Regions from separate parts of the Homo sapiens genome. Here region 1 is linked to region 2. A link is an interaction called in ENCODE POLR2A ChIA-PET data of the cell type or tissue named here. Cell type or tissue: Panc1. All regions are shown on one strand.

The links. ChIA-PET counts read pairs that join two places held together with the same protein. Peaks named below come from ENCODE experiments on the same cell type or tissue, not always from the same donor. Only the 100,000 strongest peaks of a DNase experiment are listed, where the experiment ranks them.
Region 1: POLR2A ChIA-PET joins it to region 2 with 23 read pairs; 10 of 35 experiments call an interaction of 5 or more read pairs at or near these places.

Annotation. Positions count from the first base shown.
Region 1 is chr15:64,464,875-64,468,874 of GRCh38, reverse strand. The region is part of intron 1 of ZNF609 (zinc finger protein 609); the gene reads right to left. Among named protein-coding and RNA genes, the nearest start is that of ZNF609, 6.3 kb to the right of the region's middle. RefSeq lists an enhancer at 3,998-4,000. In Panc1, no CTCF peak of the experiment used is centred here; no DNase peak of the experiment used is centred here.
Region 2 is chr15:64,599,174-64,603,173 of GRCh38, reverse strand. All of the region lies in intron 2 of ZNF609 (zinc finger protein 609), which reads right to left. The region is part of intron 3 of LOC101930091 (a long non-coding RNA gene); the gene reads left to right. Among named protein-coding and RNA genes, the nearest start is that of OAZ2, 100 kb to the left of the region's middle. RefSeq lists a silencer at 3,618-3,818. In Panc1, no CTCF peak of the experiment used is centred here; no DNase peak of the experiment used is centred here; H3K27ac peaks cover 1,064 bases.

The DNA of each region.
Region 1 (4,000 bases), 130 kb after region 2:
TGTCTAATGTGTTCATTTCACAGATGAGGCACATGAAAACAGGGGCATGACTTGCACAAGGACAAACAGCTAATTAGAGGCACAGTAATGATCAGAATCTGGGTTTTATGACTCTCAATTCTATGATTTTTTCCCCTCTATTCTTTGAAAAGCTATACTAGCCAGGCATTGTGGCTCATGTCTGTAGTCCCAGCACTTTGGGAAACCATGGAAGGAGGACTGCTTGAGTCCAGGAATTTGAGACCAGCCTGGGCAACCAGACTGGAGTGCAGTGGCACACAACATAGTGAGACTCCATCTCTACAAAAACAATTTAAAAATTGGGCTGGTCACAGTGGCTCATGCCTATAATCCCAGCACTTTGGGAGGCCAAGGTGGGAGGATGGCTTGAGCCCAGGAGTTCAAGACAAGCCTGGGCAATGCAGCGAAACAAAAAAAAACACACAAAAAAATTAGCCAGGTGTGGTGGCATTGAGGCTGGAATGAGCTGTGATTGCACCATTGCACTCCAGCCTAGGCAACAGAGTGAGACCCTGTCTTAAGGAAGGAGAAGCAGAAGGAGGAGGAGAGAGGAGAAAATGAAGGAAGGAAGGAAGGAAAAGAAAAGAAAAGAAAGGAAAGGAAAGGAAAGGAGGAAGGAAGGAAGGAAAGAGAGGAAGGAGAGGAAGGGGAGGGAGGGAGGAAAAAAAAATTAGCTGGGTGTGGTGGCGCCTGCCTGTACTTCCAACTGCTTGGGAGGCTGAGGTAGGAGAATTGCTTGAGCTCAGGAGGTTGAGCCTGCAGTGAGCTGTGATCGTGATTGTGTCACTATGCTCCAGCCTGGTGACAGAGCAAGGCCCTGCCTCAAAAAAGAAAAAAAAAAAAAGCATACTAGTAAAGAAAACATAACACTCTTAGACAATATCTTAACTGTAACAAAGACACAGAAAAATAAAATTTCATCCACATAAAGAGAAGTGTTAGAACAGAAGAAGCAACATTTGTTCATATAGTACAGGGGTTACTTAAGGCACATATTTTCTTTTTTCTTTTTGACAGAGCCTTGCTCTGTTGCCAGACTGGAATGCAGTGGCACGATCTCCACTCACTGCAACCTCCATCTCTCAGATTCAAGCAATCATCCTTCCTCAGCCTCCCGAGTAGCTGGGACTACAGACGTGCGCCACCATGCCCAGCTAATTTTTGTATTTTTAGTAGAGACAGGATTTCACCATGTTGGCCAGGATGGTCTCGATCTCTTGACCTCATGATCCGCCCGTCTCGGCCTCCCAAAGTGCTTAGATTAGAGGCGTAAGCCACCGCACCGGGCTAAGGCACATGTTTTCTAAAGTATTTTATTAATTACCACCTGCTAGAATTTATGTCCTGTGTTTTCATCAAATGTACCTCCTTAAAAGCAGGCCACAGTGACACTTGTGGCAAAGGTCAGAAAAGTGATACTTCTGGCATAGATAACTGATGGTACAAAAGGAATCCACAAAGGTGATGCCCACAATCAAGAAGAAAGGACTGAAGAAGGGGTAGAGATATTGCTGGGAGGAAGTATTCCTGAAAAATGGAATTAAAAAAGAAAAAAACCCCAAAGAAGTTGGCCAGACACTAATGACCAGAGAACACAATAAAAAGAAGGCAGTTTCAGAGCTTGTCTGGCATCAGACAGCTCTCACCTGCAAAAGAAAGAAGGAAAAATTTCTCACAGAGACAAGAGAAAAATCCTAGGTTTGCCCCTGAGTGATGGACTAGATATGACCTGACAGGTATTTGCCATCTCTTATTTCTGGGACTCTGATCCAAGAACAAACAGCAAGAGAACCATGAAAAATTAGCCCTGTTGGATCTGGAGTTCTGCCTTGACAAGATATAAAGCTCATTCATAGATCTGACTGTGCTCATGAGACTGCAGTTCAACTCCTGCTGCTAGAGCAAGGGGAGGGGGGAAGAAAGAAAGGGGTGAGAGAGAAGGAGGTGGAGGATCTGGGTTGTGACTATAATAGCTACAGTAATTAGAGTGTTTCCAAGCTGCTAGAGAAGTCTTCAGGGTAGGGAAGTGGGATAAGAGATGGGGGTGGGGGAAAGGTAAAAGGAAGCAAACTACTGAGAGTGCTAGGAAAGCATAAGTGGTTTGTGAACAGTTTTAATAAAACAAACATAAAAAACTGCCATAGCTTCGTATGAGGAAATCAAGAACTTGACATTCTTTCCTAGAAGTGAATACTAAACAATTAACTGCTGTCGCTAGACTTCCACTTAAAGCTAGCTTAGCTTTAGGTAGATCACTGCAAATGTCCCCATCTATGCAGTGCTCCATAGGCCCTGACCTGAGTCATAGTCTGGCCTCACTTTCCCTCAAAGAGCCTTCACTCCACTTGGGCTGTGGGAAAGAGATTTCTGAACTTTAAAACAGTTCATATGGCTCATTTCTCTTCAATCATCCGTTAATTAGTACCCTGTGAATTCCATTAGGTCGTGTGTGTATGTGTTTCAAGAGAAGGGGCACACAACCTGTTGGCCTAATATAGAAAATGAATGGAAGGCACTAAAAAGGTCAGAAAATAAACACAAAGTTACTTGCTTACAAGTTTTAGGCTCTATGGCATTCCTATTATAGTGGCACAAACATATGAAAGAGAAAATCATATTAACAGAAGATGATAATCTATTAAAAAATCTGAATTTTCAGAAAACCTCAAATAGTCTTTTCCCAAGTTATAGGAAATGCTATACCCCCCGCTAACTTTTTTTTTTTTTTTTTTTTTTTGAGACAGGGTTTCATTCTTGTTGACCAGGCTGGAGTGCGATGGCGCAATCTCAGCTCACTGCAACCTCCACCTCCCGGGTTCAAGCGATTCTCCTGCCTCAGCCTCCCGAGTAGCTGGAATTACAGGAGTGCACCACCAAGCCTGGCTAATTTTTGTATTATTAGTAGAGATGGAGTTTCACCATGTCAGCCAGGCTGGTCTCAAACTCCTGACCTCAGGTGATCTGCCCGCCTCAGCCTCCCAAAGTGCTGGGATTACAGGCATGAGCCACTGCGCCCGGCCTATATCCGTTTTTAAGATAAATATTTAGTGGTGATGTTCCTTAACATCATTTCTTCTGGTGATGACTTGGTTCTAACAAGTGATGTTAATGTCAATGTCAGGGAAAAGAGTTACAAAGGTGCTGGGAGAAACTAAAAATTGAAAAAAACAACTGGCAGGGCATGATGGCTCACACCTGTAATCCCAGCACTTTGGGAGGCCGAGGTGGGTGGATCACCTGAGGTCAGGAGCTCTACAGCAGCCTGGCCAACATAATGAAACCCCATCTCTACTAAAAATACTAAAATTAGCTGGGCATGGTGGTGGGCGCCTGTAGACCCAGCCATTCAGGAGGCTGACGCAAGCAATTGCTTGAACCTGGGAGGCAGAGGTTGCAGTGAGCCGAGATCGCACCATTACACTCCAGCCTGGGCCACAGGAGCGAAACTCCGTCTCAAAAAAGAAAAACAAACAAACAAACAAATAAACAACCGAAGAGATGCAAACTTCATGTGGGGAAATATATTCATAATATAAAAACATAATATAAAAACACATGCAAAATCACTTGAGTAAGGCATGTCAGGTAGACTTCCACAAAAAGTCAATTACATCATTTGCATAAAACCTATTAGGTATCCACCCAGTAGGCTAAATCTTTTTCACCATACTGAAAGCAAGAAATTTTCTCCTTCCCATTTCCCTTTAATAAACAAGTACTAGAAACACTGAATTACCACTATTTCCCTCCCATGCACAAAGCATAAAGCCAGAACTCCCATAAATACAATAGAGCCGTGTAGGGCCATGTCTAGGGCATGCTACTGAGTGATCTAAAAAACCACAGTTACAGAAGAATCTCTTTCTCTATTCTATTACCATCTTACTAACAAATCAACAAGCATTAAGAAATGTGAAACAAAGTGCAATTTCACACATACAAACTGAATCTAACCCACGGAAGACCAAGTATTTTCTTG
Region 2 (4,000 bases):
CAGTAGCAACAGCAACAATGGCAAATTATTGGTGGAATAAAAGCGAGAAAGCAAGTTCAACTTTAGGTATGAGTTTTAAATAGGCAACTGGATGCAAAGGATGGGAACTCAGAAGAAAAGTCAGGGCAGTGCCGGGCACGGCAGCTCACGCCTGTAATCCCAGCACTTTGGGAGACCAAGGTGGGCAGATCACAAGGTCAGGAGATCGAGACCATCCTGGCTAACACAGTGAAACCCCGTCTCTACTAAAAATACAAAAAAAAAAAAAAAAAAAAAAAAAAAAATTAGCCCAGAGTGGTGGCAGGCACCTGTAGTCCCAGCTACTCGGGAGGCTGAGTCAGGAGAATGGCGTGAACCCAGGAGGCAGAGCTTGCAGTGAGCCGAGATCACGCCACTGCACTCCAGCCTGGGTGACAGAGCAAGACTCCGTCTCAAAAAAAAAAAAAAAAAAAAAAAAGAAAGAAAAAAGAAAAGTCAGGGCAGTAGTTAATAGAAGTCATGAGTCATGAGCTTGCTGGGTAAGACAGCCTGAAGAGACTGGAGAGAAAAAAGAAGGCAATCTGAGAGAACCCAAGGAACATCAACATTTAAATGAGTAAATCCAGGAAGAAAAGACCACAAAGAAGTCTGAAAATAATAATCATCATAACGATAAAAGCAAACTTTAATTTATTGCTTCCTGTGTGTGTCCCAGCACTTTTCAAAGCATTTTATGTGCATTTCACTTATTCCTTAAAACTACCCTCTGGGGTAATTACTACTAGTAACCTGCTTTTAAAGATGAATTATCAAGGCTAGAGGGGCTAGATAACTAACCTAGCCAAGGTTACTACTAAGTGATGACACTGGGATTCAGGCTCAGACAATTTGGTGCCAGAACCCATACAGTACTAAAGAATTAAGAACCAAAACTGAACACTGTCATAAGAAGTCAAGGGGAAATGAAGTTTAAAGAAGAAAATGGGCTAGTGTTAAATAAACTTAGCAAGAAGTTCTAGTTGCAGAAAAAAGTAGGGCCCAAAAGCTAAACTGTACTGGGTAAAGGAAAGCATGATGAGATGAAGGGAAGATAATTAGAATTTATTGTATGCCTACTGTGTGCCAGGAGTTCTACATGTTATCTTATTAAATCTCATAACACTCCTTTGAAGTAAATGATAGCTTTTTTGATAGAAAATAAACAGAGCTGCAGGAAGGTTAACTGACTTGCCTGCAATTACCTAGTTATTAAGTGACAGGGTCAGGATTTGAACCAATGTATGTCTGACTTTGAAGCTTATTCTCTTTTCCACTATACTATGCTACTGCAAAGAAGCTTAGAAGGCCAAGGAAGGAGAGAACAAGTAGTTCACAAGTGATTTGTTTATATCCTGTTCTAGGATTTTGCTGAAGATCACTGTTAAGCACCACGTATGGTCTGCAATTTTGAAAATTTGAACGTTTGCCTATCTGTAGTCTTCTGGTATGCTCCCATTTAGCAGAATACTCTAGACAATAGGATCACTGTGTGAAAATTCTTCTCAAATATGATTAATTTGGACTTAAATGTTTGAGCTCAATAAAACTCAAGGTGCTATGTCAGACAGAAAAGAGGGTACTTATTATTTAGTAGTCCTCTGCTTAAGCACATTCATCTTTTGTAAAAAGGACAATGAAAGGTTGTTCAATAATTTTATTTATTTTTAGATCTTGATTTGCACATTAATTTTGGTAAATCCTTAGGTATGAGTCTTAGTTCTACCCTCATTAGCTCTATTACCTTCCTCAAGTGATTTAAACTTTCCACATGAGTGTGTCATCATCTGTAAGATGGGGATTTAACTATCTTACCTGGCTGTTAGGAATAGAAGAGATGAGACCCGTAGACCACTTAGCATACTGTCCACTTCAGTTCATGCTCAGTAAATGCAATAACAATTTATTTGTCTCCTTCCTCAGCCTCATCGTCCATCACTGCTCTCCTCCCACTTTATGCTCTAGGTTTCATGGGAAGAAAGGGCTTTATTGTAAAATAAAATTATTTTACATAAAAAATTAATGGCAATGTTCAACTAGAGTGGTGGCATCAGGAACAAGAGGGCCAAATCACAGGACTTGGCAACCTGTTGGGTAAGGAAGAGGCATAACACAGAGGACTCAGAGATTTGCAGTGTGGGGAACAAATGGGAGAAGGTGATGGCTGAACTGCATAAGTTGCATCATAAAATGGCTCTGATTTTTCAGTACAAATATACTCTGAAGCAGAACTGAAATCATAAAGCAGTCAAGCCTTGATAAACTAAATTTCGCTCTACAACAACTCCCTAGAGCAAACCTCTTCTAAAACAGACCAACAAAACCCAAAATACCAAATAACAAAGACTATATAAATTTAGAATTTTGTAGAACATACTTAACATATAGAGCTTATAAAAATTAAGAGAGGCCATTAATTTTTCTTTTTTTTCTTTCTTTCCCTTCCTTTCTTCCTTCCTCCCTCCCTCCCTCCCTCTTCTCCCGCCCCCACCCCCGCCATCCCTGCTTTCTTTCTTTCTTTCAGAGATGGGATCTTGCTCTGTTACCCAAGCTGGGGTACAGTGGCACAATCTTGGCTCACTGCAAACTCTGCCTCCCGGGTTTAAGTGATTCTTGTGCCTCAGCCTTCGAGGAGCTGGGACTACAGGCGTGCTGCCACCACACCTGGCTAATTTTTCTGTTTTTTTTTTTCTTTTTTTTTTTTTTTTTGAGACACAGCCTCGCACTGTCGCCCAGGCTGGAGTGCAGTGGCGCATTCTCTGCTCACTGCAACCTCCGACTCCAGGGTTCATGCCATTCTCCTGCCTCAGCCTCCTGAGTAGCTGGGACTACAGGTGCCCGCCACCATGCTCAGCTAATTTTTTGTATTTTTAGTAGAGACAGGGTTTCACCGTGTTAGCCAGGATGGTCTCGATCTCCTGACCTCGTGATCCGCCAGCCTTGGCCTCCCAAAGTGCTGGGATTATAGGCGTGAGCCACCTCACCTGGCTAATTTTTCTATTTTTTAGAGATGGGGTTTCGCTGTGTTGGCCAGGCTCGTCTTGAACTCCTGGACTTATCTGCCCACCTTGGCCTCCCAAACTGTTGGGACCACAGGCATGAGCCACCGTGCCTGGCCACGAAGTTTCATTTTAGATTAGATTAATTGGCAAACAAATAATCATAACAGAAGTGAACAAAGGACTGCAAGTATCCTGCCCAGGGAATAACTGCCAGAGGGAATAGGGATGACTCAATGCTGGAGTGGACCTAAAGAATAAGTAGTAGTTTCCCAAGAAAAGAAGAAAGCATATTCCAGGCAGAAGGAACAGCCTCTTCAAAGGCACACAGGCATGAACAAACACAATGTATTTAAAGAACAACAAGCTGCTTGGTTTGGTTAAAGAGTACAGGGAGAGTTAAATTGGGACTTAACCTTGCAGGTATTAAGAAGCCACTGAGGAATGAAAGAAAGGGTATGATGTTATTGTATCTGTATATCCAAAGGTAAAATTAATAGAAGGAGGGGAGTAAACTAGAGAGATTGAAAAGGAGGGCTCCTAGGAATAAAAACATAAGTAAGAATGATCAGAAGTAGGGGGATAAAGGGAAGAACCCAAGAGACATTCAGGACCTTTAAGCAATTTGACTTTGCAAGGCATCAGACATGTAGGTAATCAGTAAAGGAATTAGGTATGATTAGAATTTCTGATTAAGATGGCTGAGAGATGATTTACTGCACAAATATTTACTGAGCAACTGATACATGCCAGGCACCAGTCTAGGCACTGAGAATACAGCTATGAACAAACAGACAAACATCTCAGTCTTTGGAGCTTAAATCTGAGTGAATGACAGTCCATCACTGAAAGAAAAAGAAAAAAAACAGGTTTGGTTTTGGTTTGGAGGGAGGGTGCAGAGATTAATGCAATTAGGTGTTTTTAAAATTTTTTACTTTTTTGTTTGATATCTTCTCAAAAACCAAAAAAAAAAAAAAAAAAAAAAA